Linked DNA regions of Mus musculus: regions 2, 3, 4 and 5 are each linked to region 1. Evidence: chromatin loops called from intact Hi-C (ENCODE). Cell type or tissue: left cerebral cortex. All regions are shown on one strand. Links, peaks and the distances in the headings refer to the core of each region. The heading gives the core; the rest is flanking DNA. Region 1 overlaps A830082K12Rik (RIKEN cDNA A830082K12 gene). Region 2 has its middle 120 kb from the start of Gm25383. Region 3 has its middle 170 kb from the start of Gm32067. Region 4 holds the start of Gm31946 (a long non-coding RNA gene). Region 5 overlaps Gm32067 (a long non-coding RNA gene).

What was found. A loop is a pair of places that touch in the nucleus more often than their neighbours do. Peaks named below come from ENCODE experiments on the same cell type or tissue, not always from the same donor. Only the 100,000 strongest peaks of a DNase experiment are listed, where the experiment ranks them.
Region 2: it touches region 1 in a loop (6-fold over the local background); 5 of 42 quality-filtered maps call a loop at or near these places.
Region 3: a loop joins it to region 1, with 8 times the contacts of the local background. A loop is called at or near these places in 5 of 42 quality-filtered maps.
Region 4: it touches region 1 in a loop (3-fold over the local background); 4 of 42 quality-filtered maps call a loop at or near these places.
Region 5: it touches region 1 in a loop (5-fold over the local background); 2 of 42 quality-filtered maps call a loop at or near these places.

The regions. Positions count from the first base shown.
Region 1 is chr13:78,206,998-78,213,461 of GRCm38, forward strand. All of the region lies in intron 1 of A830082K12Rik (RIKEN cDNA A830082K12 gene), which reads left to right. Among named protein-coding and RNA genes, the nearest start is that of Nr2f1, 11 kb to the left of the region's middle. In left cerebral cortex, for the core only: no CTCF peak of the experiment used is centred there; a DNase peak (open chromatin) is centred at 3,061; H3K4me3 peaks cover 3,288 bases; H3K27ac peaks cover 4,882 bases.
Region 2 is chr13:79,282,743-79,289,206 of GRCm38, forward strand. No RefSeq gene overlaps it. Among named protein-coding and RNA genes, the nearest start is that of Gm25383, 120 kb to the left of the region's middle. In left cerebral cortex, for the core only: a CTCF peak has its summit at 2,972; a DNase peak (open chromatin) is centred at 2,956.
Region 3 is chr13:78,653,757-78,660,220 of GRCm38, forward strand. No RefSeq gene overlaps it. Among named protein-coding and RNA genes, the nearest start is that of Gm32067, 170 kb to the left of the region's middle. In left cerebral cortex, for the core only: no CTCF peak of the experiment used is centred there; DNase peaks (open chromatin) are centred at 2,163, 2,640, 3,218, 3,770 and 3 more places; H3K27ac peaks cover 4,680 bases.
Region 4 is chr13:78,424,475-78,430,938 of GRCm38, forward strand. Gm31946 (a long non-coding RNA gene) reads left to right here and starts at 2,478. Exons shown (of 3, transcript XR_382671.4): 1 at 2,478-2,830. In left cerebral cortex, for the core only: no CTCF peak of the experiment used is centred there; DNase peaks (open chromatin) are centred at 2,941, 3,431 and 3,752; H3K4me3 peaks cover 1,303 bases; H3K27ac peaks cover 1,632 bases.
Region 5 is chr13:78,516,727-78,523,190 of GRCm38, forward strand. All of the region lies in intron 1 of Gm32067 (a long non-coding RNA gene), which reads left to right. Among named protein-coding and RNA genes, the nearest start is that of Gm32067, 36 kb to the left of the region's middle. In left cerebral cortex, for the core only: no CTCF peak of the experiment used is centred there; DNase peaks (open chromatin) are centred at 3,669 and 4,264; H3K27ac peaks cover 1,414 bases.

The DNA of each region.
Region 1 (6,464 bases), core at 962-5,961:
TCAGGTTGATGTGAAAGGGATGAGGCGGTCACTTGAAATCTCCTTTTATCTACTCTTATTTTCTCTCTGGATCAGCAACTTTGAATAGACATCATCTAATCGCTCTTAATGGAAAGAAACTACGGGAGCAACACAAATGCCTTTGCTCCAGAAGCGAATACACGCCTGTGGCAGCTAGCTGAGCTTACATAGGACTGCATCTCTGCATACATGAGCTTAGGGCATGGGGGGGGGGAGCAAATGCACACTATATGTATGTGTCTCATACGCTGAGGGATTCTGTTGCTCTTCGTGTATATGTGTGTACAACACATGCACATTTTAATTGGAGAGCACATTGGGTGATACTTTTAACTGGTCTTCCCTTAAGCTTTTCCTTGCACTCAATTTCTGGCCACATTTCAGCATTATAAAAGCACAAGTCCATGAGAACTCAATTGTCAGCCTTTAAAAAAAAAGTCACCTTATTTCCTTTCTGTTTTCAGGCAGAAGTCATCTAGTAGAAAGGTTTCTCCTAGAGTGAGGCTGCTCTGACAGCCGGGATGCAGTGGTACCAAGCTTTACTTTCAATTTCTCTTGCTTCAAATTCGATTAGACAATAAATAAGTGGGAAGCAGGAGCCCAACTCAAAGTTGCTTAAAACTTTTTCCTCCTTTACATTTATATCTCTAAATCCTTGAAACTGATAATTGTTTACAAATTATTATTTTGAAATTAGAAATATTTTAGTAAGACTCAGACTGACTCAAATAGGACTCAGTGTGCCTTCCTTTTGGTTTGCTACATTTACTTTTAAAAAGAAATATGAATAGCTATCCAGAAAGGGACATTTGCTTCCTAGGACTGAAAGCAATGGCCCTTTCCCCTTCTTAGGAAGCACCCCCTTCATGTTCTTCTAAGCAGAATTCTAAGCCGAGGACACTGCTATAAATTCCATTAGGGGAAGGCTCTGTTACCAGGGCTACAGGTTCTCATGTCAACCTGCCAGCCTCTCTGCTCCCTGATATAGATACCCTTGGCTGTAGAGGCTGGGAGCTCCAGCGGCCCTTCTGCTACCGGCCTGCTGAGATTGCAGCTCAAAAGTTGGAGGCTGGGTGGGGGCAGAATAATCTCTCTTTAACGCCTCTCTTTCCCGCCCAGGATTTTGAACCCCAACTGACATATTTCCTCGGGTTTTTCTGATGAATAGAAGCACAGGAGCAACCCTGTCCACTAAAGATTAAATGAAGTAGAAGAAGCTTAGCCGTGGATACTTGGAAGTACTGGTGGGGTGTCAAACCAACGTTTAACACATTGTTTCCACTCAATGTGCATATATCCTGGACCGATTGGGTTTAATTTCAGGAAAGAAGGAAGAAAAAGATCGAGCAAGGAAAAAAGGTGAAAGGGAAAATGACAAAGAAAAGAAAGTTAAACTTATGAAGAAATCCCATTTTCAAGGGGGAAGTAGCTTTATGCTAAGAGTGGTCGGGGTCAGTAGCCAGGCATCCTGACCTTTCTGGCCTTTTCTTTCCTGGAGTCACTTTGGGAATTAGAAGCCGATTCTCTCAGATGAGGACTCAGGGCTCTTCTTGGGTGGGTGCTATTTGATTTACATTTACTTCTTAGGGACAGTAGGGGAGGTCCTGGGTGGCTGTGAAATTCAGAACCCACTTGCTTCCTCTTCATTTTGATTTAAAAAAAATAAATGGAAGGTTTTGGTAGCCCAGACTGACGCTTTTCTCTTATTACTTACTGCTCTGGAGAAGAAGCAACAATTTTTCTCTGTAGATATTCAGCTTGATGGACACTGACCTTGAAGTTTCGACTGGATAAGGCACCCTCCCTCACATCCTGGCCCCCAAATATCACCTGTTTACGCCCCTCCCACCTGCTCCTTTAGTTCCTGGGTGCAGTCCAGAGGGAGCAAACGGCAAGTCCGTTTGTGGCAAAGACTTGTCCACGCAAATTCAACATTGAATAAATTAACCTCAAACCAGCAAGTTGGGGTGTAGTAGTTTAGCAGGACTAATTGCAGACAATGTAGCTGAAATGACTTTTCCAATTAGCTGCTGGTTGGAGTTTAGTCGGAGGAACTGTCAGCTCCAACGATGGGTAATTGCTTTATTGCTCACAAAACTATCATCTATTTAGAACATATGTGCTAATTACTCTGGATGGGCGTCGACAAAGAGACCATAAATCTAATAGCACTTTAAAAAGTCTACAGTGTTTGTAAGTAACCCTAGTCCTTTCACTCTGTGATGGGGCCTAGGTTAGTGTGGCAGATGATTCTGGAAGGCTCAGGTTGGACTGGAGACACCAACGCCAACCGGTGCTCTGGTCAAACTGCATATGAAGAGCAAACGTCCTCTGCTTGCGTTCAGTGTGAAGGAGATAAATCACTATCATCACCACCAGACTCCCCACCCCCTTAACCGTACATCTTTTAAGTTTTTTTTTTCTCCGTAAAAGATTAGTTTAGAAATCTTTTAATTGGATTATGTTGGGAAATTAATCTCCTTTAGCCTTGGCTTAATTTATTGTGGATAGTGTCACGAAAGAAACCTTGTAACTGCAGTAAGGGCCATGTCCCTTTGTTTCTTTCCTTAGCGCTCCAAGGTCTCCCAGCTGCGGGCGACAGTGGTGCCTTAAAGTGTCTGGACTGAGAAAGGATGGAAAGACACATCTGGGTGGAAGGCCACAGGAGTCCCAAGTCTTTTTCCTTTGTCTTAAACGCACCCTTCTGTTCCGGATTCTGTAGCTTCAAATCCCCCATCCCCACTGCACCGCGCTTTGATCTACAATTCAGGGGACCTGCTACCCAGGAAGCAGGTTGGGGAGGCTGGAGGAGGAAGCGGAGTACCCAGTAGCGGACTTCCAGGCACACTGACTCCTTTGCTTTCTCTATCGCAATCTCCTCCTCCTGCATCCCCAGCTGGGAGCCAGCTATTAACAGATATTCCCCACCTCTCTGAGAAAAAAGATAAAAGAAGAAAAAAGAAACCCGTTCAGCTAGCTTTTGGCGTCGTCCTCTACTCAACTCTGTAGACACTTCTTGACTTGCACAGAGCTTGAGATGGGCTAGAGTCCATTCCTAGCACCGGCGCGTTGTTTTGGCTGCGACCTCCGGTTCTGCCTCCTCGCTGCGCGCGGGAAGCCGCGTTCAGCTTGACTAGGGCGGTAGAGGGAAGCGGAGGTAGAGCCCGGCTGGCCGTGCCTCAGCGGGAGATAACAACATCTGCCTGAAACGGGATACCTACTTTTGCAGCTCAATTTAGCTCTTAATAGCAGTCCTCTGAGGTGTGCTTAATTGATGGGGATAAAGGCGTAATGACTTGACAGGGAGACGCCAATGATCCTTTAATATACTTTTAAAAGAACAACAACCACCCCAAACACCCGCGGGTCCTCGCTCGGTAGGGAGTGTGTGGGAGGAGGAAGAGCGGGTCAGGCTGGGAAAGTGCGCTGAGCTGGTCCTACCTGGGGAAGCGCCTAAGTGCCCTGGCTCTCGGGAGCCAGCCGGCGCTCAGGCCAGTCCGGCCCAGTGTTTTCCAGTAGCTGCTGGGAGGGAAGGGCAGCCTAGTGAGCTAAGGTTGTCAAGTGTGGAAGGTCTGATTGGCAGTGAGGAAGCTAGAGACCCGGAGATGCTGTCCATTGCTAGGCTCTGGATTGCCTCACGTCTGCCAGCCTCCGCAGGCCGGGACGCCCTCCGGTCTGATGCCTGAGTAAGGGTCGAATGTGGGTGCTCTGCGGGACCTCACAGAATTCTGTCCTTCGGATAGCCTTAGAAGGTCTCGAGGAGCACGCGCCGTGTGAGAGTGCGTGTGTGCGCAAGCCGCCCCCAAATGCAGAGTTGGGACACAGCAGCCCTGAGCACGTCTAGGTCCGGGGCTCCCAGAGCCCTGAGACCAGACACTCGAGAGTTTATCTGCTCTGGAGGCAGGTCCCAAAGCTGGGTCAAAGCAAACCCTGAGCAGTTTCGGCTTAGGACCTCAGCTCAACTACCCTCTCTTCAGTAGCTTCCCTTTTTTTGGCCCAATTTCCCTTTGCGTAGTTCCAGATGGATCTTTAGGGTTAAAGGAATGTTAACTAGGCTCAGACTGAGTAAGGTTCACACTAGCACCTTAAGAAAAGGGGGTGGATAATCGGGTCTCCTTTTCTGTTTGCCCAGGATAAGGGCAGCAGTGACTTTAGCTGGTTTGTGCAAACCTCTTGTTGCACCCTTTCGAGAGGAATTACCTTAATGCTCCAGGGTACACTCGCACTGCACACAGAAGGAGAAATCACTCCTCAAATTGGGTTGCTGTAAGAAATCGCAGGTGTTTAAGTTGTAGCTATTGTCTACCTTAAGCACACACAACAGGGACCAAAGAATGTTAAGAAACTGACTTTCCCCAAATCCTCTTGTGGAGGAAGTATATGTTGCGGGGCTAGGAAATCTTCAAGGTCAAGAATTTCAAGACCTGAAATTAAGAATCCTAATTCCAAGTGTGTGTTTTCTTGGCGTGATTCCATCCTTCTGCGGGTCGCTGTCCAACCTCACCTAGAGTGATTCTGTCCCGATTCACCCAAGGTCCTAAGCCTAAATTCCTGGCCTGCCTGATGACTCCTACTCAGATGCACCCTTCTCCTGAAGCTGGGGAGGGGTGGGTTCTGGCTGAAGACCGGCTCTGGCCAGGGTATCCAGGCCTCTCAAAGGCCCAATGCTCTTTGGGAGGCCCTGACCTGGCTGCTGAGCACCCTTGTCCACGGGGTGGGGTGGGGTGGAGGGAGGTGGATCCTTGCGATCTCGGTGTAGGCAAATTCAGGCTCCTTCTCCTCACAGCCAAGGGTCCTTACTCTCCTGTGTAACCTCAACCCACAAAAGGAAGGCCCTTGGGCCGAATTATTCGGTCTGAGGACTAAGCTTTCCCTTCCTGGCCTGGGAAACTGTAGTCTCAAATTCCATTTTGCCAAGAGCTGCTTCTGCAAGGGAAGTCCTCATCCTGCCTCTGTCACAGGGTCATCACCAGGTGCTGAGTGCGAGTGCCCGGCCAAGCACTGCCAGAGTCTCCTGCTAGAGATCCTCGTGCTAGGCTGCCGCAGGGCATTAACAGGCCATGGTCTTGGTGGCACTGAAGGCCACCGACAGGTTAACCCTTGCAATGACAAAGTCCGCAGCTTGCTCAGGGGTATTCTGGAAGGAACCGTGGCCTGGCCGAGGGTGTGTGTGTGTAGGGGGGTGGGTGGGTGGCGCACGCTCCCCAAACCCGGTGCGGGTCCCTGGGCTCACTGGGACCTCGGGTCATTCTTGCTAAGTGCCTAGGAATAGGCCCCACGGAAGTGTAAGCTGCCCAGTCGACCCGCTGTCGGTTGAAACTGCTTTTGCAAGTCATTGCCTGGGTGTTGGCCAAAGCTTGGGGGCCTCGCAGCTCTTGAGGGCTGCCTGAAGATGCAACATGCCTGTCAATGGTGTTGGAAGGGAGGAAAAACCCGTAGGAGGGCACGGTTGTAGAACCTCAAAGCAGAATTTTCATTTTAAGGAAGATCCTGGGTTTAAGAAGCAGAAGAGCTAGTGGAAGTTAATGATGGCCTTCTATTTTTAATATCGATTCCCTCCCACCCCGCCTCGTGTGTGGTAGTGCACATGCCTGGATTGTGTGGAGGTCAGAGAACAACTTTCAGGATTCAGTTCTCCTTCCACAGGTTCGAACTCAGGTAGACAGGCGTGGTGACAAATGTCTTTTTATCTTGTGGGCTCCTCCTCCTATACATTAAAGCATCTATCTGAAGATTAGGGTGACACGGACAAACTTTCAGTGTCATTCATAGCATACCAAATCTTAAGAGTGTTTCCAGAGGTCGCTTTATGATCTCTCAGTTTAGGAAGATAATTTTTACTGTACACCAATACATTGAATAGCATCTTCCTCCAGACAGGGATGGGATGGGGGAACAGAAACACCATCTTCCAACCAAAGTGTTGGAAGACCTGACTGCAGAACTGGTTTTCCAGATGTTGTACTAGTGGGGCTGCAAGTGTGAGCAGGTAATACAGAGAGAGTGACAGTGTTAACAAAAAACCCATCTAATTAACAGTGACTTCATCTGATTGGAAGGATGAAGAAGCCTTTTTAAATCAATCCAGATTTACAGGCCTAAGCACAGCCAATTCATGAATATGGAGCCCAACTGGGGTCTGCTTTCTTTCAAAGATGTCATCTCAGAGGTAATAGCATAGGTGAAGTCATTTGGTTACACTGTAGAAACTTTTATAGTGCCTTCCTTGGGAATTTAATTCAGTGCTTCTTCATTTTATTAGGAACAGACTGACTCCATCAACTGGGTTCTCTCTGTTTAGAGGCAAGACTTCTTGAAGCAATTAGGTTTACAATTAGCATAGCTTTAGTGACCCCTGCCGCAGCACTCCCGTACATTAGCCATTTCTTCAAAGTCAGGGAAAACCTGGGGCACAATGTGCTTCCCAGGCACCAGGTTGGGGA
Region 2 (6,464 bases), core at 519-5,518, 1.1 Mb after region 1:
CTTTAAGATCATTACTTCTTTTTCATTAATCGTTATCGCATGCATTTTTGTGTATGAATATACATACATGTATATGAATATATATTACTAAATATAAGCTGCTCTGTTTAATTTTAGTTGATTGTATATTTTCTGTCTATGTACTCCTGGTGCTCATAGAAGGCAGAAGAGGGCATAGGATTGTGTGGAACTGGAGTTACAATGGTTGTGATCTTTCATGTGTGATTGAACCTGGTATCTCTGCAAGAGCAACAAGTGCTCTTAAATAACGAGCCACTGCTTCAGGACTATGATAAGAAGACACATAATTAATAGACATTGTTCTTGAGAGGGAGAATTGCTCTGGTACTGACAATAGAAGTAAATCTAACTTGTATTTGGTCAACTCATGCACAATTCCAGCTTTAAGTTTGTGCTCTCACAGCACAAAGCTCACTGCTGCTTTATAATGCAGCACTGCGTCCTGGTCTCTGTGGGCAAAGAATGAGAAAAGCAGTTCCCTGTCACTCCTCGAGCCATATCAACTCTTCAAAGTTGATTTGACTGAGCATCCTGGAAGATTTGTCTCTACAGTCGTACAGTCGTAATCAACACAGCATTCCTCTGCTTCTCTGTTTTGTAAATAAGAGTGCTTAATGAAAGATTTACCTTCGGATTTATGGAAGGTGAGTAATTGGCGTTCACTAGAGCTCTGAAGAAAGCTTTACAGAAGTCAGAAAAGAAATTTAAAAGTTTCTTTTTTTTGTCTTTTATTCTATTCAATCTTTTATTTATTTATTTATTTACTTTACTTTACTTTACATTATACTCCAGATTTCATTCCCCTCCTGGTCCACTCTCAGACTGTTCCACATCTCATACCTCCTCCTCGCCCCTGTCTCCACGAGGATATCCCCACCACCCACCCCACAAGACCTGTAAACTCCCTGGGGCCTCCAGTCTCTTGAAGATTACATGTATCTTCTCTGATTGAACCTAGACCCGGCAGTCCTCTACAATATATGTGTTGGGGGCCTCACATCAGCTGCCTGGTTGGTGGTCTAGTTGTCTGTGAGATCTCAAATGTAGAGGTTAATTGAGACTGCTGGTCCTTTACAAGGTCACCCTCTTCCTTGGCTTCTTCCAGCATTTCCCTAATTCAACTACAGAGGTCTGCAGATTCTGTCCTTTGGTTGGGTGCAAATTATCTGCACCTGATTCTTTCAGCTGCTTGTTGTGTCTTTCAGAGGGCAGTCATGCTAGGTCCCTTTTTGTGAGTGCTCCATAGCCTCAGTAATAGTGTCAGGCCTTAGAAACTCCCCTTGAGCTGGATTCCACTTTGGGCCTGTCACTGGACCTTCTTTTTCTCAGACTTCTCTCCATTTCCATCCCTGCAGTTCTTTCAGACAGGAACAATTATGCGTCGGAGTTTTGAGTGTGGGATGGCAACTCCCTCCCTCACTTGATGCCCTGTCTTTTTGCTTGAGGTGAGGTCTATAAATTCCCTCTCCTTACTTTTGGGCATTTCATCTAAGGTCTCTCCCTTTGAGACCTAAGAGTCTCTCACCTCCCAGATCTCTGGTGCATTCTGCAGGGTTTCCCCAATCTCCAGTGGTTGCCTACTGTGCCTCATTGAACTCTTCTGGAAGACAAAGAGGAATGGCCAGTTTTGCTTATTGATGGAGAGGAAAATACTAACTTTCCTTCTACTCCTGTAAAGTAATGTTAGGGGTAGGTTAGATCTGATTTCTGACACTCATCTGCAGAGCTTCCAACTGAAATTAAGCACCTGTTGTCTCTGCACTTAGATTATCCATCTAAAAAGATTTTAAAGGTTTTTTTCTCCTCTTCTTTTTCTTTCTTTCTTTTTTTTTACTAGTGTTTAAAAGAAGTTTAAAATTTGCTATGTTTTCAAACATCAAACTCATCATGGTTAGATTGTTCATCTTTCAAAAGACTCATAATAAATACTGTAAATATCTTAATAAAATTTGCTGGTGTGGGTTGATGTGTTTGGTTCACTACAAACACAACTTGATATTCTGTTGGGTTTAGACTTGCTATTCAGTGACATCAGAGAAAAGTAGTTTTGATTCTGATTACTTTTGTTAATTTTTTCTATACCCCCCCCCACCTTTTTTGGAAAACGGTTTGGTCATGTAAAACTTTATGTTACTTATTACAAGATTTAACAAGGAAAAACAGAGTAATAACAAATGAAATATGAGCTTACAATTTTCCCACTGAAATTGCACTAAATACTTCTACTTAAAATGTTCCATTTCACAAATTTTAATTTGCTCATGTTTTAGCAAATTAACTCATTATTCTGAAGATTTGAGATGTATAATATTTTCAAGAGTATTGGAAATCCTTAAACTTGAGAAGGGAATAGTTGAAGTATATGATTTCCTTTCCAAAGCAAGAGATCTTGAGCTTTTTAAATGGGAGAAGGGTGTGTGGGTCATATCCAAAGTCTAATTGCTGAGTCAACTCATTTCTTATTAGACCCTAATAATCAGGATGCTTATTTCTCAGGTGGCATAAAATTTTCAATATGTTTTGGTAATTTATCCATCATTCCTTGGGTATTTAAAGGACAGGCAGTTTTAGCAAGAGATGAATGAAAAAGAAAAGAAAAAAAAGAAAAGAAAAGAAAAGAAAAGAAAAGAAAAGAAGAGAAAAGAAAAGAAAAGAAAAGAAAAAGGAAAACATAAAGCTCTCTAATCCTATCCCTTAAATTAAAAGTGCTTCAGAGAGGATTCAAAGTTTTTCTGTAACATGGCTTGAAGAGTAACTAAAACTCTCAATTCTACTGTGAGGTCCTGCTTTGTTTAGAAAAGGACAACAAATTAACTGCCTCTGATTCTTGACCTTTGCCTTTAAAACCATGGCGAGTCAGATCTCAGCTTGCCGTTGCAGAGTCCTCTGGAGTTATTCTGACTCTGTGTTAGAGGGCTTGGAGACTCCTCTGCTGATGGGTAAGCTCCCCCTCTAGTGTTCACTGCACATGAAGTTTTTCTGCCCAGAAATAAGGCAAGACTGTCTGGCTGTTTTTCAATTTCCTATGGAAGGACAAAGCTTAGAGTGAAGATTTTAGGTGTCTAATGGCACAAAGCAGCACAAAGTATACATTCTAAGATTTAGAATTTAATATTTTTAAATGCATCTCAGTGCTTGACTACTACTCCTAGAAATGATGCCTGTGCAACATAGCAGGCCATGCATACGCGATAGACAGGATGGATTTAAGAGGTAAAGGTACAGTCAAAATAACCTTTTAGACTGAAAAATCTGATGTCTACTTATGAAGAAATTATTTTTCACTGGCAGTTGATACCAAGATTTATATTTGTAGACAGATTATCAATGGAAGAGCAGAATGAGGGCAGACATGCTAGAAAGCCCTAGCATCTAACTTTATTTCCAGAATTCAAGAAAAAGCAAAGAATTCAGTTTCATCTGTTTGATGGTACAGGGACCTATGCAAATAAGCTCATATACACTAAAAGGTTTGTCATTAACATGTCTGACACAGAACTATCCTCTCTCCCAAAATTAAATGCAATAGATACTATGAGAGTTTTTAAGTTTGTTGGCCAAAGGTGAAAAGTTCAGCAGCTTTATTAAATCTAGTTATGAAACTCTAGTGGGAATTTATCCAGAAATCTATTGTGCAATGGAAAATTAGAGAAAGAAAAACAAAGAAAGAATAACAGGATAAAAATTTAAAACAAACAAAAACCTGAACGAGCGCTGGGGTTTCACGACACAGTTGTTTACTGAACTGATATATCTAAAAGCTATATCTATCTATTTATATTTATCCACTGGCCATAATTATGAATTGAAAAAAGAAAATGTACTTCAGATACTTCAGAGAAGGCAGTGACCACTGTCTCAATAACTGCTGCAAAGTCTGTGTACATCTTCAAAGCTTCATATGGTTTGTTTAAAATTTGAATTGGACATGGGAAGCCATCGTTACATCAGAACAGAGGCTTTAATTCTCATTTGAGTTAATAAAACAAGCCTTTGAGCAATGTTTTCCTTAATATGAGTGATCCTAAAATCCTAGGTAACCATTTCTTTCTCCTGTTGTAAGTAACTATACTGCTTTAAGACAATACTATTATTTTATAAATATGTTAACATAAAGATGGCCACCTAAATACAAAAAAGAACTTTTCTTTGGTTTTTGTTGGTTGGTTGGCTTTGTTCTTGTTTGTTTGACTTTTGTTTTTCCTTTCTGACAAGCTGTTGACAAGGCTGGTTTCAAAATCATAGAGATCTATCTTACTCTGCTTCCTGAGAGCAACTGGAAACAGAGTTAGTCTTTAAGCACTCAAGCATATATATATATATATATATATATATATATATATATATATATATATATGTGTGTGTGTGTGTGTGTGTGTGTGTGTGTGTGTGTGTGTGTGTATCTCCAAGTTTTAAATCAACTATGCGTAATGATATTGTAAAGGAAATTGACATAAACCTAATACACAGAATAGAAAGCAGAAAAGTGAAAATCAGTAACAATTGAAAATGGAACTTTTACTTTTACAAGTATTTATCCAAGTAACTAAGATGTGTTTGACACTATTCAGACAATTTAGCATGCATGAATATATGAAACACATGAGGGCTGTTTTCATGGATCTTAACTGGAAGAAAACCTAAAAATAGTGAAAACCAAAATTGAAGAACGAATACTGAATTTACTTTGACAAATATTTTTGTACTGATGCTCAGAGAATATTGTAAAAGAAAGCCTGTTTCAGTCAGAAGATAATATTGATGAGTACAGCTGCTATATTCTTGAGCTTTAATTCCATAAGAAACAATATATAAATATAATGTATCTCTCCTTTTAATTCCCTCTATACACCCCCTCTCCCATATATCCACTGATACTCTGTTTTTCTTCAAAAAAAGATCACTATGATTCCCAAGGATAGCAACTGAACACAGCACAATAATATGCAATAAGACCAGCCACAAGCCCTCATACTGAAGCTGGATATGTAACACACACACACACACACACACACACACACACACACACACACACACATGAATAGAGTATTTGGGGCAGGGGAGGGCGCTCGTACTTGTTAGGGACTGTGGCTTTCTAGAGTTTTCACTTGTCTCCTGAAATATAACCTCTACAGAAGAAATGTATCATTTGGTTCTACACTTGAAATATTAGATTCATCTAAGAAAGATTTCATTAAAAATTACTTATAATAACAGTATGTGCATGGAAATATAGGGAACATTGTGGAAGTTTCTAGTTTTGCTCACTCTGAGTAATATTTCTTTATATTCATAGTGCCTCAATTGATCAGTGTCATCCATTTCGATGCCATCTTGATTCTTCTGTTCTTCTTTGTTCTAATCTCTATTCAGAGCCTAATTTGTGCTGTATTTAAAAATTAGCTCTTTGCATATTCTTCTTTTACTATAGATTTCCTTATCTCATTTGGACAGAAAATAGCAATGAACATTGCCTGATATAACCACTCAGGAAGTCAGTCTGGCAGTTCCTCAAAAAGTTGAACCTCTCCATTAGTATACCAGTCCTTACCCAAAAGATGCTCTAACATATAACAAGGACACATGGTCCATTATGTTCATAGAAGTCTTATTTATAATAGCCAGAAGCTAGGAAGAACCCAGATGGCCTTCAACACAGGAATGGATAGAGAAATTTAGGTATATTTACACAATGAAGTACTACTCAGCTATTAAAAACAATGACTTCATGAAATTCTTAGGCAAATGGATGGAACTAGAAAATATCATTCAGACTGAGGTAACAAAAGAACACACATAGTATGCACTCACTGATAAGTAGATATTAACCCAAAAGCTCTGAATACCCAAGATGCAATTCACAGACCAGATGAAGCTCAAGAAGAAGGAAGATCAAACTATGGATACTTGGTCCTTCTTAGAAGGGGGAACAAAATACCCATGGGAGGAGATACAGACACAAAGTGTGGAGCAAATACTGAAGGAAAAACCATCTAGAGATTGCACCACCTGGGGCTCTATCCCATATACAGTCACCAAACCCAGACATGAATGCCAGAAAGTGCTTGCTGACAGGAGTCTTATATAGCTGTCTCCTGAGAGGCTCTACCAAAACATGACAAATACAGAGGTGAATGCTTGCAGCTAACCATTGGACTGAGCATGGGGTCCCCAATGGAGAAGTTAGAGAAAGGACTGAAGGAGCTGAAGGGGTTTGTGACCCCATAGGAAGAACAACAATATCAACCAACCAGACCACCCAGAGCTTCCAGGGACTAAACCACCAACCAAGGAGTTCACATGGATCCAGCCATGGCTCCAAATACCTATGTAGCAGAAGATGGCAGGGTATCAATGGGAGGAAAAACCCTTGATCCTATGAAGGCTCAATGCCCAAGTGTAGGGGAATGGGAGGGCAGGGAGGTGGGCATAGGTGGGTGGGT
Region 3 (6,464 bases), core at 710-5,709, 450 kb after region 1:
CAAGTCCATAGTTTATCACTTTTGATGAAAGAAGGAATGTTTTTTAGGAAAGAGGTCTAGATGTCTAATTCTGTAGCTCTGCTGATTAGACAGGGTCTAACAGTTACAGTTATTTTCAATTTTTAAGGTGAAGTATACTCATATCTGTTCACTGACCTTTTAGAAGTTTTGATAAGGAAAATGTTAGTGTAAAATTTAGTTGACCTCCTGGATATGTAGTAGAAATGGAAGTGATTAATTTACTAAATCTTTTCCCATCACTTCAAGAGATCAAGAGACAAAAAGAAGATGCAGTTATTCACTAGCATTACTGCTAAATGGCAATTCCAGCATGCATCTACTCATGGTTCAATGTATTCAGAATCTTTCAAGAGACCACAGAGAAGAAATTATTCACATCTTGTCAGGCAGTCCACATCTGCTGTGGGCTATGCCACCAGAGCATCATAGGTCTAAAAGTAGATTTAACATTCCCTAAGTTTAAACTCCTTTCCTGTGCCTCCTACTCTTAGTGACAAGCATTGCATCCATTCATCTCTCCAAGCTCACATCAAGGGTAGTTTTAACCTGCCCTGTTTATAAAGACACCAAACTCCTTGGGGTTGTCTCCTACATATTTTATGTCTATTCATTTCCTCCTCATCTGTATTATTACCTACCCCACTTCAGGGTCACACTATCCTATTCTTGCATTCTGCCATAGCTTCTTTAATCATCTACTCATCCTCTCCTCATTGATCCCCTTTCCTTTAGTTATGTCTCTATTCCAGGTCAAGGTTATTTTACTGAAATGCAAATCTCACTGCCTCATGACCTTGCCTTGAAAATACTGGCATAAGTATTTCCATAAGTCCTTTGGAGGGCTTAAATACAGTTTATGTGGTTTGTCCACTCTGAAACTACCACTGAAGTTTGATTCTTGCTATGAGATATTAAGAGAAGGGACCAGGAAATGTTAAGAGGTGATTAGCGCTCCTCCCAAAAGAATGGGTTAGTATACACATATGATTAACAGATTAAGGTGCTATTTTGGTAGTGGACCTTCTATAAAAGTAAAAAAGTCAAACATTAGTTTGCTTAGGCCTGAACTACCCTGGCATTTTGTCAGCAAGATGGCTATCACCAGATGTGGCCTCTTGACCTCACATCAGAACCATGAGCCAAAATAAACCTCTTTTCTTTATCATTTGCCCGGTGTCTGGAACTGTGCTAGCAGTGACAGAAAATGGATTAAAGCATTCCTATATGGTCAAATTTCTGCTAATGCCTATAGCTTTCCTCTCTCTCTCCCTGTTATATGTGAAAAGCTTATAAATTTGAGCAATTACTTCCAGTTTCAAGAATGTTCCTTGAGTGTACATTCATAACATCTTGTGGGCCTTCCTGGGTTACTTTATGTGAACTTGATAAACTTGATAGTTCTCAGTCAGTCTTTGGATTTCAGGATAGATGTTGGTTCTACTGACATTTTTTTCTCTGTTTGACCAAGTTCTGAGAGTGTTGTGTACTTCTGCCCTGTTGATGCTCAGTACATTGTTTGGTACTGCCCTCCACTCCCTCCCTATTTCCTTTATTAGTACTCTACAAAAACAGGGGTTATGTCTAGCTGGCTTAGTATTTGCCACTGTCCATAGGACATAGAAAACTCTCAAATGACATTGTTTATTTTCCCTGGAAAATAGTGATACAGTTAAATAATTATACTGGATATCAGCAATTCCACACCCCTATCCTATTCTCAATTGTGTGATATGGTTGTCTCTATTCTCTCTATAAAATGGAATACTAATATCTACCCTAAACTAAATCAATATTTGCTTAAAGATAAGAAGCATCATTCACACCCTATAAAATGCAGATTTCTCTGAAAATAAAAAGTATTAACACAGTGGCTATGCTGTTACAGTGTCATGTATGTTGAGTAATTTAGCACTATTTGAACTCTGCCACTAAAATTCTTATCAGATGATAAGCATATGGCTGTTTAAATGTGTGCAAAATTTTAGTAATGTAAAACACAAAAGAGTGGTTGGTTTAGGATGGTTTCAGGTGGATAGCTTGACTCAGCTTCCTGTGTTTTCTCATCTTCCTGTAAGCTAACTTGGGCTTGCTCACAGAGTGAGGGGAGGGGGAAGCAGGATTCTGAGAAACAGAAAGAATGACATCTTTCTTAAAGTCAAAGACTAGAACTGCCATGGTGAAGTTTCACTGCATTTTAGAAGATAAAGCAAGTCTAGTGTTCGCCTGTTTTAAATAAGTTTAAATAACTACCCGTGGTGGGGAAAGCTCTAAAGACATTAAGAGGTGTGGGTACTTGGAGGGTGATCATTGTGTCCATCCAACAGTTTTCCACACTCCATCAGCACTTTCTTTTAAGTATTTACTGTCACAAATCTAAGCATATTGCTTCTGAATCTAAGATCACTTACCAACTCCTCATTGTATGTAAAATAAAGCCTGTCTTCACAGCAAAGACCTCTGTGAAGTTCCCACACCGGCCTCATCTGCCAGGTCCTTTATGTGCTAGGAGTAGAGCATTCTCACACTTCCCAGGCTCCTGTTGTGTTAATTCTGTCCCCTGTACTTAATGTGTTCACTCTGTCTGGAGAACTGCTCCTTCTTGCCCCAACAATCTTACACATTCTAATAATAACAACAATCCTACTTACTATGTGCCAGGAACTAGCTGCTCTAAGCACTTTATATGGATATAGGTTTTCCTTATGAAGAAGGTACTATTTTCTTCTTGTCACAAATAAGGAAACTGGGGCACTGAGAAGTTGAGCAATTTGCTTAAAGTAACTCAGCTAGAAGTCTGGTTTCAGGCTGGAGATCTGGAGTTTGTGCCTTTATCCTCTAGAAACTCCCACCTTTGCGACCTAACTTAGTTTGCTCTATTCTCTTACACACCTTGACATTTAACATATTCAGTGATTAGTTTTAGTGTTGGATGTTTTGAGCTATCACTTTCTTATGAGCACAGACTATGTATCACCTTTGAAATTATCAAATGGAGCACACTATCATGTCTGGGTTGCCTTCTTCAAACTTATCAAGATGTGCCTTTTGCGACATTAAAAATTTCTGCTCCTTTTCAGAAGAAAAAAAAAATCAGAGCAAAAAACCCAGAGTCTATGAGTCCTGACAGCATCTCCAAGAGAGAAGCAGTGAGTGGGAGCTAGACTCCCTTTGCAAACAGGAACTTCAGGCATGTGGAGATGAAGTCACCAACGACACTGCCAGTATTCTTTTTTTGGTTTTCCAATTCCTAGTTTGTGTTCTGTCTACCAAAAAGTGGTGTTTGCCTATGAAGTGCCTCTGATGGTTGCTTAATTTCTCCTAGAACAAAGCTAACAAACATAACAATTAAATTAAATCACCCAAGAGGGACACAGCTTTCCATTCTAAAGTTCTGAGGGAACAAACTTTTGGGGAAACTTTTCCCCTGGGGTGCAGTGCTTTCTTCCCTTTCAGTAGAATATATTGTGTCTGATGGAGCAAAAAATTGTTTTTAAGAAACCCTGCACCAATCTGTCTGCCCCAGCTCAGACACACGCTCACACTGAAAATTAAATTCACAGAAATGAGAGAAAAATCAAAGGAAACAAAGGAACATGTCTTCTGCTTCCCAGACATGGCCTGGTGGGTGACAGGATGATGAGGAGAAATGATAGGGATGAATTAATTTGCTGTGCCTTCTTGCTTACATCACCAAAGCACCGAGAAAGGGAGCATTCTACACCTTTTACCTGCAGGGTTTTAATCCACAAGAAGCTGTAGCAGAACCCATACAGTTAAGTAGGCTTCCCTTTCCCCCTTTGTTCCAGCTTGAGTTTCATGACTACCGTTTCCTTCATTAGCAGCACTAACTTCTTAGATGTAAAGTTTGTTTGAAATGGTAACTACCAGGAGATCATGGAGAGAGAAGGAGAAATTAAAGGAGGCTTACGGAATAGGACCATTCAAACACACTCATAGGAGAGAGATTTGATTCTGCAGCAAGAATAATCTCTGTAGCCCTTTAAAATGTTGCTTCTTCTTAAGTGCGTTTGTTTATTTGTTTGTTTTTTGGGTATGTGTGTATATTTGGTGTAAATTTTATCCCTTCTTAAATAGTGATCTTTAAATTCTAAACTATTTTGACTGTCTTTTAATCAGAAATACAAATTGAATATGAACATTTGAGATGAAAATTTATTTTGCATTGTTTTGCTTTATAATGACTTCCTAATTTACAGCCTTCCTTGGGTTATAGCTCTCTAAACATCATTAGCAAATATAACTGGGTACTTGACAGAGATGTTGGCATGTCCCGCAACCACACACGTAAGGTTAAATGTGGATAATGTATATGATCTTGCAGATGCTGACCTTTCCTAGTAATCTATTTTTCTTGAAATGATTGCATTTATCCTGTCTCTGTGACTCAAGCATTTCCATGTGTGCGTGTGTGCGTGTGTGAGTGTGTGTGTGTGTGTGTGTGTGTGTGTGAGTGTGTGTGTGTGTGTGAAGTGTATTTATGAACACCAAGATTTTACTGATTTGTCATTTCGCACTGAGGAGTGGAGAGTTTGAGGAGCTAGTTGCTCAGCCTCTTTGGTCACCAAGAATGCCTGTGAAACTGCAGATGAACTGGCAATTAAAGCCGAAGCTCTTCTCCACCGTCTCAGAGTCTTCCGCCCGATCCCTTCTCACCTCTATTCTCAGAATGGCTGGTTTGTTATGAAACTAATTCTTTTCTAGGCCAAGTTTCCTTTGAACAGGGTGCAAAGGCATATGATCCTGTGGATTAGAAGTGGGTTGTCATCAAAATGATACAGCTCTGTTCTTCTCTGTTCCTTTCTTGGAATGGCTGAGAACAGACTTGCGAAGAGAAAAACTTGTTGGCGTTTGGGAGCTGCCAGGTTTTAGAGAGCCCAATTATGTCTTTTTTGAACTAGCATTTCTTTAATAGAGTTTAATTTTAAAATGTTATTTTTTTCCAGTTTTTGACATTTCTTTCAGTTTTTAATTTGAAGAAATAAAGATATGTTTACTCATTGGTAAAATAAAAAAGGACTTAGTGAGTAAGCAGGGCCAGCAGTCCATCTGTGTTCAAAGCTATTAGCCACCAAAGGGCTCGTGTGTTCTGAGAGGTGCCCTTCATACTACATCTCTTTCTTGTGCCTTTGCTTTAGCTCACTGCAGCCAGAATGTACTAGGCTTGGCTGTGGCATATCATCTATGACATCTATTTTTTCAGGCATATTTTCCCTATGCAAATTATTCCACTTGTGTTTTGTAGGCATTAATCCTCCCAGAGTAATACTGGTAACCGGAGTCTAGTACCCAGACTGGAAAAGATTGCTCAAGAATGAGCACACTATAAAGACCCTTGAAGAATGTAAAAGTATATGTACTTTAGAAAAACATTTGGTCTTTCATAGGAGGCTACAAAACATCGTTTGCTCTCCTTTTCCACTGGAGCTGGAGTAGGAGAATAGGAAGTATGACACGACTGATCCTCCAAATCTAGACTTGAGGCAAGTTCCTGAGAGAGGATATGAACTTGTGAGAAGGGGGATAGAGAGCCTAACAATGGGGCTGGAGAGATGGCTTGGCAATCAAAAGCACGCACTATTTACTCTTTCAAAGGACTGGAGGTATGTTCCTAGCACCTAGTCCATAGCCTACAGTTGCCTGTGACTCCAGTTCCAGGGGATCTGACCACTATTTTCTGACCTCTGGTGGCATAGGCATGTGAATGTACTTACACACACACACAAGCATATATACATATAAATAAAATAATGTAATATAATACATAAAAATAAAATCATTTTTAAAACTGAAAAACATGAGAAAACTGGGCCTTGGTAACATACTTATACCATTAGATCAAACTTCACCTAGTTTCATGTGAACATATCATCTACATATGATGTAACTGCATGAATGTCATACAACAATATGACTACTTTTATAGATTTTTGATTATCATCTATTTTGACTTAACTCTCAGTGCCTTTTCAGTGTCAGACTCGCAGGGAAGTAATTGAAACTTATGAGCCTTCATTCCAGTTTGACTTTTCCCTGTACAAAGGACAATTTCCTCTCTTTCACCTTTGCTGATCTATGGACACACTAAGTAAATCCATTTTCAGGGTACTCCATCTTAGAGTCGTCTTCCTAGTACACTCCAAACATGCAAAAATATCTCTTTTCAGGCAGACTAGATTTCTTTGGGATCAGCATCGACAGCACAGTCTCTCCACTTAATTAATGGTTAGTGAACATTGATGAAGAGGGGGTGGAAAGACTGAAAGTGCCACAGGACTAGGAAGTCTGCTTCAATATTGTATCTTCTAGCCATGACAGGAAAGCCACAGTACTCAAATCCCAATAATATGGCTGTTTCTACAAATCCCAAATAATAGCAACACTAGTTGACATACCAATACGAATGAAAATAAAATCTCATGGGG
Region 4 (6,464 bases), core at 985-5,984, 220 kb after region 1:
AGCTGTGTTTCTAGTTGCATATGTAGTAGAGGATATCCTAGTTGGCCTTCAATGGGTGGAGAGGCCCTTGGTCTTGCCAAGATAATATGCCCCAATATAGGGAATGCCAGGGCCAGGAAGCAGGAGTGGGTATGTTGTAGAGGAGGGCAGGGAGGGCATAGGGGACTTTCAGGATAGCATTTAAAATATAAATGAAGAAAATTTCTAAGAAAAAAAAATTCAAACTACCTAAAAGGTTTTTCTTTAATTGTTTAATTTTTATACCAAGATTTATATTTTAAAGACAGTTTAATGGGCATTATCTTCCATGTGGCAACTCTGTTTTTCTAACTCTATTATATACATAAATATTTTTAAAGTCTGTCTGCTATCAAAATAACCTTGTATATCAGGAGTGGAGAGTCCTAGTATGCATCCCAAGTGTGTGGGCACTAGGTTTGAAGCTGAAGCTACTCTAGAGGCCCAGGGGGAATATGGGATATGCTAGATGCAGAGATAGAAGATGGATCCTGTGTCCTGGAGGAAGGAGGAGGAAGATGTGGTGACAGAGTTCATGTGTGTGGGGTGGGAGTGGCGGATTGTTGAGGAGAAGAATGGTAAATACAGATGAGATGACCGGCCCAACTGCAAGGGGTCACTGAGTAGACATTGATCTTGTCAAGAAAAGGAAGAGAGGCTGGGCATGGTGGCTCATGCCTTTAATCCCAGCACTTGGGAGGCAGAGGCACGTGAATTTCTGAGTTTGAGGCTAGCCTGGTCTACAGAGTGAGTTCCAGGACAGCCAGGGCTACATAGAGAAACCCTGTCTCAAAAAAGCAAAAACAAAAACAAACAAACAAACAAAGAAAAGGAAGAGTGGAGAAACTAAGCACACAGGATGGTTTTGATGCTGTGTTTGTTGAGTTGGAGATCGTAGGCCATCTGAGAACAAGTTATTTAGGCACTTGGATATGTGCAGCCTGGGTCAAATATTATTTTTGAAGTCATCCATATATAGGCAGGTAAGTGTTAGGCACAAGTGATATCATTGCTACAGGAGGTCCGTACAGTTTCAGCTTTCTTTCCCCATCTTTTAAGAAATACAATTTCCTCTAGTTAGAAATGATGAGTGGATTATGTAGGTAGTGTTTCCCAGGCTGGGGTTGAGGCTGAAGCGATCTCCCCCAGGTGATTTTGACATATTTCTTCTTATCCTGTTTGACTTATCGAGAAATGAAAGCAGAAAGGAGAAAGAGGAATTAGTAAAAGTAGACCAATTCTGAGAGTTGATCATTCTGAGAGGGAGAGAAGCTCTATAGGTGAGAGACACTCTTTGTGCATAGAAATCCTGAAGTGTGGAGATTAGCCCATCATCAAAGCTGGCTCATGAAGATCTCTTGCTTAGCAGACAAGAGCATACTGCAGGTTTGAGTAAAAGATATCTGTGCAACTGCTCTGTGTTGGAAACACTTCACAAGCCTTAAATATTCAAGCACAACGGGAGTTATAATTGCATTGTTTTGGTCTTGGAAACCAATGTGAGTCTTAACAACTTTTCTTTCTGTCTCCATGGCCAGTATCTTAGGAATCGTAGGAATCATCTTTCTGTGTGCGCCAGCTCCTATCTGAGGGCAAAGCTGTGTCTGGGCTTGTTTCAGGAAATGGTGGCCTGTAATACGCAGGGCACCTGGGAAGACACTCCGTGGCAGAATTGGAACACTTTTGGCCTTTCTGGTTCTCAGGTAATTTGTATGCTTTAATTTGCGGCTTCTTTTATTGTTGATATTATTTTAAAATTAGTGATTTTTTTCCCCATCTAGTTTTACATAAGCTAAAAAAAAAGGCCCCATGTCAGGAATTCTCATACATGATTTGACATCTCTAGTATCCTGCATGGCGAACTCTCTATAGCACAAGTTGGTTCATTTGACATCTGGCATTCATGGTTCCTGGGAGAGCAGCTTCCCCCTCAGTGTGCCCTGGATTCATTCCTGCTGCGCCCCTTCTGCCCAAGTATAAACACATCACAGGAAACGAACACGTCAAGAAGTGGCTTTCCAAGAAGGAATAAAAAAGGCCTGGCCCGGCTCCACCTGGATTTGAGGTCCAGTTTCAGGAAATGCAGGCAGCCATAGGGACAGAGGCTGTTGTCCTGCGTCAATGGTACCTTGGTCGTTTCTGCCTTAAACTCCCCATGTGCAGCAGCATACTTTAAAATCCACAGCCTCCTCTTAGTTGTCCCGTGGGAGACTTGCTGAGGAAAATTGCTTCAGGACCTTTAACATGTGAGGGAGGAGATGAAGTGTCTTTCCTTGTGCTCTTGAGAGCAGCTGGATTTAGTTGTTTACAGCTGTAAACAAGAAATGGCATAGGCTGAGGTCAGGGACACATTTTGAAATAATTGAAAGTCTACAGTTAGAACTATAAATAATTAAATGGATTCATTTTGGTGGCTTGCTTTAATATGCAGATATTAAAACAATGAAAGAAAGTGGGTTTGTAACAAGGACGTTAAGACACCGAAGTAGAAGAAAGAAATGCCTTTCCCAATGCCCTTGCTATGTATGGTCTTTCCAGGTCCATTTTCTGTTTCAGTTTAATGATGCCGTTTAAGGAGAGCCATGCACTCTCTGGATCTATATTCAGACTGCAGAAGTATCAGTCCAGCCACCCTTTCAGATCTACTTCAAGGAAACACAGGCTTGAAAACTGCTCCCCGTGGTTTTGTCTGAACTGCTCACATCCTGCAGCACACACTGGGTCCAGTGCTGGAGCCAGGAACCTAGAGGTGAGCGAGCATCGAGCAGCACTTAGCAGAGTGAGGCAGGCGGGCCTATGAGAAAGGATGGAGGTGAGCCAGAAACTAATGGGGAAATAGGAGGTCGTCGTTAATTTTGATGTGGGGAAATCTGAAAGGCTCTTGTGCATGCCAGGGTATTTGAATATTTGGCAAACAGCTGGCTGGGCTCTGAGAGAGCGCCTCTTGATTCGCCTCGTCAGATGTTCAGAGATAAAACGAGTCAGCCCGTACGCCAGCGCATAGCTCATAGCCTTGCAGTCAGTTTTGAATTTAGATTTGAATTGTGATATCAATGTCATGGTGGCACATGCTTTGAGAAAGTACTTACAGAGAATAATTGAAAGATTCAGTGAGAAGCTTCTGAAAGCCGTAATTTAAAGTTCTTCAGCCTCCACAGTACTCTACCCATTAAAATTTAAAGCGACAGAAGCCCAATTATGGATGGTTATTTTCTTAAATAAAATCATATTTCTACCACAAGTGAAAGATTCATCGCTGCCCACTAATCTCTGTCAGGAGAACTGTCTCGGAGTCCTCCAGAGTCAGTAGCTGAGCGAGCGAGCGGTTAGCTTTATCCTGGGGACAATGGGGCAGCACTGGGGGAAGCCAAGCTGCAAGGCCTCCAAGGAGGAGCCTGACTTGCGGGAGGCTGATTTGCATGATAATCACCATTATGGATCCTCTGCTGTGCCAGCCTCCACACTTAACCAAATGCAGTATAACTTTAATGGCAGCTGGGAAGCCTGAGCAAGGGCTGTAGCACACAGTTTGCAAAGCCCGAATGACGTCAAAACCTGTTAGTTAGGAGAGGGCAGCGGCTGTGAAGATAGTGGGGGCAGAGAAGCTTGTAACCACAAGGAGGATTGGAGTAACTTTAAAATCTGATAAAGCATATAACTTTGGGGGCTGTTGAAAGGTGCGGAGCGTTTCAAATTTCTTTTAACTCAGGGAGATCTGTTCAGCAGAAGGGCCTTGTCGTCTTTCTAGAACTTCAGCGCGGCCACTGATACTCTGGCAACGAAACACAGCAGTGGGAACTTTCCCCAGACGTGTTTCCAGTGAGAAAGTTTAGTCACTGTCAGACAAAAGTCCGGAGCCAGATTTTTAGAGCATAAATCTCTCCTCGAATTTATTTGGTCTGTTGGCTTTTACTTTATGCTGCATTGTGACTTTGAGAATGTGGTATAATGGTATCCAGAACAAAATAGTGCAAAAGGCCAGTCAAGCTTAAACCACTCTTATTTAGGGAAAAATAAAATGATTCTGCGGAGCTCCTGGAGACAAAGGAGTATGGAAACCTGAGTCTAGAGATTAAACGATACAGAAAGCATTATGTATATATACACAAGCACTAACCTAAACAATGTCTTGTAGATGCCAAATTATAACATTTCTGAAGATTTAAGGCTCGACAAAAACATTGGCAAGTAGGCATTGTTTCTGATGTTTTGCAGGTCTGTGTTCTGGATGAAGTCCCCAAACCTACAGCAGGGTGGGAACACAGATAGCCTTCTGATGCTGCTCACTCTGTGTGCAGTATCTCCACCCTGGCAGGCCACAGGTTCTCTGCAGGGTGTAGACTCTTGCTGCAGTTCCTTCCACCTCTTCGTTTGTCAGTTTTGTGGTGTTGTTGGGCTCCTTATAAGAAATTAAAAATAACTCTTTTCTTGTTTGTTTGTTTTTTTATTGTTTTTTTTTGGGGGGGTGTTCTTTTTTTTTTTTTTTTTTTTTTTTTTTTTGAGACAGGGTTTTTCTGTGTACCTTGGCTGTCCTGGAACTCACTCTGTAGACCAGGCTGGCCTCGAACTCAGAAATTCACCTGCCTCTGCCTCCCAAGTGCTGAGATTAAAGGCGTGCACCACCATGCCCAGCCTAAAAAGAACTCTTTAACAGTTTGGAGCCTGGATTCAGCTGCCTTGACTCTTTGTCCCGGAAGGGAGTACCTTGCCCATTTAGGGTGATGACTGCCTGAACCAGCTCAAGTAAATGTCACCCCACTTCTCCACGAAGTAGGGCTTTCTCACCAAGTCACACATTATCTCTAAGGGTAGGGCCACACTTCCTGTCTTACCAAGATGGCTTAGTTATGTAGCCTGTAAGAAGATGAGTTTTAGCTTTCCTATTAAACTACCTCCTACCCTGCCCTCAGTCAGCAACAGTAGGTTGCTTTTGGCTTTTCCATCTATCCTATTTCATATATTAACTATTATTATTCTTTTTCATGTATTATGCTTCGTGCAGTGAACATGATAGCACTTTTGATTTAGTTAATTTCTGATATTATTAGAGTCTTCTAAATGGAATTTCTGTAATCTCACATAAAACTCAAGTGCTTAATTAACTGTCTAATTAATAAGCAGAAGTTCATTGGTTGGAAAGGGTTGTGAAAGCCCAGAGGTTTGTCCTGACTCACCGGAAGCAACTTTCTCTTCCTGCCATAACTTTGGAAACACCAGAGATCTGACTCCACCATCTTTATTCTTCAAAGAGGACACTACAGACTGTTGTAGTCACGATGCTCTGGCCAAATGAGTTGGAAGTAAAACTCAAGGCTGAGTCCTGTGGTGATAGCCTGATGTGCCTGCTTGATAAGGCAGTAAAGCAGAAGACGAGAGATTATCAAACTATTGTTAAAATATTGTACACTTCATAGGAGAAAAATGAATACTTTATATAAAGGGGCTATGAAGGATTAATCCATTCCACAGGTCTTGGGCAGCAAACCTACTACTCAAGCTCCACCTACTACTCAAGTTCTGTAGCAAACAGACCAAGCAAACCCTGGATGGCTTAACACTAGGAAGCCAAAGACCTATTGAGAGTCCTGCCTGACCTCAAAGGACCTCACTCAGAGCCTCAGGTCTCAGAGCCTCAGGTCTGAAAGACAAGAAGGGCCGCCCTTTATCTGCTTTGCTTTGCTTGTGCCTCAGACCTGTTTCTTTGTAGGGAGGCTCTTTGCAAGGTATTGTCAAGAGAAAGTTGTGGGATTTTGAATTCTAAAAGCACTCCAATCCAAAGGTGCAGATGATTAATCCTGAATATTCGCAGCCTGGGTCAGAGAGACTTATATACTTCCAGTTGTGGGATCAATGAGGGGACTGCAGACAAGTGCTTGATGCACTGTCACATCCTGTGTACTTTTCCGCTCAGGGTATACATAGAAACATATCTGCATTAGAAAAAGTAGCAAAAGCAGCAGAGACGGCCCTGTTAAACAGCCAGGAATGATCACATGATCACACAATCACGTGATATGTTCATTTACACATCGCCACGGAACGTGCCAAGCAGTCTGGCTGTGTTAAGTCATTTCACTGTACACCAAAGAGATTCGAAATGGACTTTTATTTATGATTGCTGATTCTCCATTGGTATAATCCTTAATATGGCATCTAATTAGGTTAATTTTCTCTAATTGATGAACAGAACACCTAAACTTGTCGGTTTCAGTTTTTTGTTATGGATTGACAATTTTATATTCTGATTTTTGCTGAAGAAAAAATTCTAGACACTCCTTGCCTATTAAAGTTTGAGGTCACTCCTTGCCTTCGCCCCATGAGGCTTTTTAGATTGGCTAATGGAGACAGAGCAGGGCTAAGTGACTATTAAACTCTTTCCATATACACTAAAAGCCATTAACTTGGACCTCACTAAATTTTGAATTTATGAAAATGAGGGCAGGGCT
Region 5 (6,464 bases), core at 895-5,894, 310 kb after region 1:
GCTTTTTAGAGACAAGACAAAGCAAAGCCACAGCTGCCACCGATTCCATCTTTGTTGTGTTTGTAAAACCTATCTGTGAATGCTGGCAGCCTTGGCGCACTCCCCTGGAGTATCACTTGAGATGAGTCTTTTTGTACATCTAGGGCTAGATAAAATCTCCCAGGACACAGAAGCAATGATTTCCAATATAGTGTACAAATCTGGTAGCTAGCTAAAGCTGTGTGCCACATTTCCTTACTCTTTGATAAAATGGTTCAACAGGACTTTGTAAAGGATATGGGGTGGCCTCAACACCAAAATTCAGTGATTTTTCTCCATCATCTCTTTAGAATATTAGACTGAATTTTTCCCCAAATTACCACTGCTACTGTTACGAGTCTTTGCATCATTGTGATTTGCATGAAAGAACTAGTTTTAGTATCAAAAGATGGCCTAGTCGGCCATCACTGGAAAGAGAGGCCCATTGGACTTGTAAACTTTATATGCCTCAGTACAGGGGAACGCCAGGGCCAAAAGGTGGGAGTGGGTGGGTAGGGGAGTGGGTGGGAGGGTATGGGGGACTTTTGGGATAGCATTGGAAATGTAAATGAGGAAAATATCTAATAAAAAGTATTTAAAAATAAAGAAGATTAATGCTGGGCTGGAGAGATGGCTCAGCGGTTAAGAGCACTGACTGCTGTTCCAGAGGTCCTGAGTTCAATTCCTAGCAACAACATGGTGGCTCACAACCACCTGTAATGGGATCTGATGCCCTCTTCTGGTGTGTCTGAAGACAGCAACAGTACTCATATAAATAAAAATAAATACAATTTTAATAATAAAAAAGAAAAAAATTGTATATATTGAGTTTCAGTTATTTTTTTAATTTTGTCAGTATTTTCAAAAGAAAATTTTGCTGAACAATCTTTGAGCTTCCTGGCTCTGTGGTTTGGTTCCTGACACTTTTGAGAAGGTTTGTCCTACTAATACTGTAGATAATTATTTCTTCTGGTATTGTCATTATCCATTTTTAAAAACATTTTGAAATTGTCCTACAGTTTTTGCCTGCTTACTGATGCTGTCTCCATCAACATACTTTTATAGATCTTATGATTATCTCCTTATCTATGCCCAATGTATTGATGAGTTGAAGGCACCTTCATTTCGATTACTTTATATAATGTTTAGCCATTGCTTTTTGACTCTTCTTTGCAATCAACATTTTTATTGCTTGTGCTATCCACCTAAATGTTCATAATGTCTACTTTTCTATTAGAAATCACTCTTGATACGTTACCAATAGTCACTTTTAATTTCTTGTCTGTCAGTTGTGACGTCTGTGCTACACTGGGCTTCACTATGGTTATTGATCTATTTTCTCTTTTTGTGTGTGTGTGTGTTTCTTTGCTCTTCTGGCATGTCTGTAATTTTATTCTGTTGTATATTAGACATACTATATCAGATAATAGAAACTAATATAATATATGTTTAGTGTAAGGGTTTGTGCTCTTCTTGCTTGGTTATGTCCATGCTTCATATTTTTGTAGTTATGAGTACAAAGGCTTCAGACTCCTCTAGCACCTTTTTGTTTCTCTTCCTTTGCCTGTATAATATTGTTCACCAGACAACCTGTGTATCAAAGCTAACCTTTTTGGTATTTTGGGCTGTTATTATACTGAAAGTTTGATGGAACATTCTGTAGTATTTTGTAAAAAATCCCATCTTTTAGTGGGTTAATTCACAAGGTTTGTAGATTGTACACATAGTATTGTTCTCCAATGAAATGGTCTGCTTTTTTTTTTTCTTTTTCCTTTTGGTTGCCACTTTTCACATATATTTCTTTGAAGACATCTCTGTTCTCCTGCCACCTCTTTGGATAAAACAGAGGCTGGGAGAACTGAAATGGAGGAATTCCTCTCGAAAGCTGTGGTAAAGTTGATTATTTTGACAAGGCAACCCAAGAGAGTAGGGACTTTTAAAATAGGTGTTTAGACATGTTTTTGAAGGCTTTGCTCTTCCACTCTCCTTGCCAGAGGCACAAAGGGAACTTTTTCTGATCTCTAATGTTATAACCTCCTGTGGTTCAGGGCTCCTGGAGAGGAAGCCAAAAAAAAAAAAAAAAAAAAACAATAAAAAATATATAAAGTAAAATTAATCAATCAGTCAATCAATTTGGGCCTCTGGGGTTTCCTCATATTCATATTTATCTATACCCATTCTTTCACAAAGAATGTAAAAAACAAACGAACAAACAAACAAACAAACAAAACCAAAAAAAAAAAAACCCACACCATTTAGTTTTACATGTAGGTCATGATTCCTTTGACTTCTGCTTTGGCTTATCCACCATTGGTTGCTGTTTCTGTCACTTGTTTGAACTTTGTAGCTTGTCTCTCACCTTATTATCTACAGATCCAAGAAAGTGTTTGAGTTGTTCATTTGGATTTGTTTTGGTCTGTGTATGTGTTCTCTTGTGTGCTCATGAGTGTTTTGGGTTATGCATGTAAGACAGTTTACATCAGTTGTTTTCCTCAACTCTTGGCTACATTATTATTTAAGACAGTCTCTTACTGAACCTGGACTTCCCCAGTTGGTCTAGCCCAAGGATCTTCTTGTCTCTGCTGCCTCAATGCTGGGATTGCAAGTACCATGTACTACCTCACCTGGCTTTTATGTGAGTGCTAATGTGTGCAAGGCAAATAGTTTATCGCCTGAGCCATCTTCACAGTACCTGTCCCACATTAATTAATTAATTTTTGTGTGAGTAAAGATTTCCAAGGTATTTTCATGTTGAATTGGAAAGTGCATTCTTGATAGAAGTTGAATTGCTGTTTACTTTATATACAGTACTGGAGTGTTTGGAATTTGTGTGCATGGATTAGATTGATCTGTAATTCTCTTTTTTTTCCCACACTGTCCTTGTCTAGTTTGGTTTCAAAGTTTAATATAACCACACAAAATTAGTAGCTCTACTTTCCCTGCTTTGCACGCACTCTGGAGCACAGCTATAAGATTGAAACTACTTATTCCCAGAACATTCTGTAGAAATTACTTGTAAATTTGTCTCAATCTACTGTTTCCTATGAAGGAAGACGCTCCTCTCTACTTCAATGCACACTGATGGTTCAGAGGCATGGACACTATGAACATCATTCTAAACATCTTTTGAGAATTTCTTCTTTTCTACACAGTTTTACGCTTAGTCAATGTTTTATAAGTAATCAGAATAAAGTTATTCTTAATATTTTCCTATTGGTCTTGTGGTTTTTTTTTGTTTGTTTGTTTGTTTTTCCTTCTGGTGTCTCGTTCCTATAGAGAAGATCAGAGCCAGGTAGCAGATACCCTTCTCAGGAGACTTCTCTGGCAGTCCAGAGGCAGGTCAAGACTGATTTTAAAAACATACACTCCCTGAAACCCTCCAATCAGTTTTAACTGTCAGTGATTTTTAAGAGTGACATCAGAGTCAAATATTGCCTATCAATCTGTGTCATATGTTGGCCCTCAGTCTATAGACCCTCTGTGTATAGGTCTATAGATTTAAAAAAGGCTTTAATAATTGGTTGTTTTTGATATCTCGACATTTTACAAAGACCTCTACAACCAGTCTGGCTGGATTCTGTGTGCAGCAATCCAAGTCAGAGGCTACATTTAGACACAGCCTGTGAATCCAAAGTAACATGAGCAAAGTTCTAGTCACGCCATAGTTTATAACTGCCAAAATGTGGACACGGAGGCAGTTATTTTAAAACTTGATAAGCAACACAGCATTTTGCAGAACTGTGGAATAAAAAGAATACTTCTAGTTGCCCAATTAGAAAAGCATTGCACAATTATTGACATCTTGCTATCAAATGCTCTTTACCTGGCTGTGGGATGGATACTTCAGGCTAGAGTTGTTTTTAAAAACATAATTTGTATTTTAGATAAGATTCTTAAAGCCTGGTTTGTATTCTAGAGAATTCTTTATATTTGATAGTTTATGTTGGAGAGATTTAGTAACCTTCTTGTTAAAAATGAGAATATATTTAACTTTTATCCATTTTAAGTCTAATTTATACTCATATATAGACCTATCTATCTATCAATCATATATTTAGATTCCTAGATGCCTTAGTATAATATTCCTGTATTACATTTTTTCTGGGTTTTTTTTTGAGGAGGGTATAATTTATTCACAAGTTAAATTGGGAAGCTGGAAACTTCTTCAGTGTTCATGTAATGTTTAATTTAAATTATTTCCAACCATAGCCCAAGTCTTATGCTGCTATGGACAATCTGTGTTTCTTGGTATATGTCCCAACATTTTATTTAACAAAATAGAAATAGAAGAACAAATATAAAAGCGCCAAATGTGAAGTAGAGCTAGAAGACTTTGACAGACATAACAGCATAGCTGCTTCATCTTTACAGCATTTGATTCAGGGACACTGCAACTCAAAAAAATTTCATTTTTGAACATTTAATTCCATAATTCCATAATTTAAAGAACAACTCAATACAATACATAATGGAGAAACGTCCAGTTCAATCTTCATTCCCATAAATTTGTTGGTATGAAAGAACATCAATTATAAAAAGTTCAATCCTGATTTGGTTCTGATTATTTCAGAAGAATTGCCTTTTGAGCCTTTCCTACCAACTTCCTCATGTAGTCAGACAGGAATATTAACTCAGTTTGAAAGAATAATTATTAATGATTATGTGTGTATAACTTAATGTCATTGATGTTGAACTGTCAAGATTTTCAAAACTTATATTTGCAAATGAAGTGAAGCCTGCAAAATGGTCACACTGATGTTCACTTGGTGAAGGAGATACACAAGTGAGGGAAAGGATGAGCACATGATCAGTGAGAGCAACTTGACCATGGCATGGAATTATTTATCCTTTCCTCTCTTGTTTGTATTTTCTGTCTCAAAAGCTCAAACAATTATAAGGAACAGATGTGTGTCTTTTAGGTAAAGTAGGATAAATAAGTATATTTTTATAGGTTCATATAAATGTATTGTAATTGGCGCTTCTCAGAGGTTTGGTTAAAATAAAGTGTTTCCCATTTTATCACAAATATGTCTTGAAAGGATAAGAAATCGCCTGACTCAATGTATTAGCATCGTTGAGCATATAAACCCGGGTGACTTAAAATATAGGGGTGCAGTTTTTCACTATGCCTACCAAAGCACAGCATGGTTAAGTACTAATGTAGATTATTAACTATATTCTGTCTCTAGGGACCATCTGTTACTTAAGTAGGAGCAAAGGAAGCTCTGTAGTATGCTCAACTGATACTGAACAAATAACCTATGATGAAGAGCACGCATTTAAGGACTGAGTATGTGGTTCTACTAGATGAATCTTGAAAGCCAAGTGTGCTCCAGATTATAGAATGCTATAGATTAATTCCAAAGTCTTTACATAGATTACTTAGAAAAGAAAAGATAACTGTGATGGTTTACTATAGACCACAGTCTGAGATGTAAGAGTGAGGAAAAGTGGAAAGTAGACAAAGAATAAATCTAAAATAGTGCATTCTGGAACTGCAACACTAAAAGCAGATTTGCCTGTTACACTGAATGGCTCCAGAGAGACATTGTGAAACACTGCAGAGGTGTGCGGGTGCTTGATACTTGCCTCTTTTTCACTTTATTAGCCTTACTCAAGGGATTATATCCCCGGCTTGTGTTATCTGAACTATGTGGATAGTCTTCATGAAAGCTATAGTTTCTTTTTGCCTGTTGTTGCTGTTGTTGTGGTGGTGGTGGTGTGTGTGTTCCTATATTAGTACACTCATGAAAAGAGTATGTATGGAATGCATGTGTTTGTACAATGATGAATTTTAGGATATGATTGGACATGATTCGCAATAAAGCCTGATCTGTGGTTATGAGAACACAAAAGCTGTAGACAGTGTAGATGCTATAAAAGAGACTGTTATAGAGTCTAAAAGGGAAATCCAAGTCACTTCAACTCTGAGAATCCTTTATATGTCTCAATGAGACATAGAGAGATGTAGCCACTTGTAATGTAACTGAGGAATAGAGTTCAAAAATGGTTGTATTACTGAAAGGGTTTCAGAAAAGGTTGCTGTGGAATGACATGTAACATGAGTTTGAGAAAATGAAGTCAGCAGACTATTCCAGGTAGCAGCATCATATGTATAGACATGTTCCCACCAAGTCTTTTTTTTTTTTTTTTTACTTATTTCTAGAGGTTAGCTCCTTAACTAGGCAGGTGCTATTATTCATGTCATCTATAGAAAATTTTCTATCTTGAACACTTTAAAAAGCTGAAAGAATTTCTGATGTTCCATCAGCAAGGTTGAAAAAGGGTTACAGTAGATCAACACACAGGAGTGCCATGGAATGGAAAAAGTGTAGTTTGACTAAAAGTACCACCTACAAATTGCTCATATGATCAACTGATCCAGTTTCATCTACCTGCAGTCAAACCCAAACTCAAGAAGTAGAAAATTCCATAGTATTGCTATA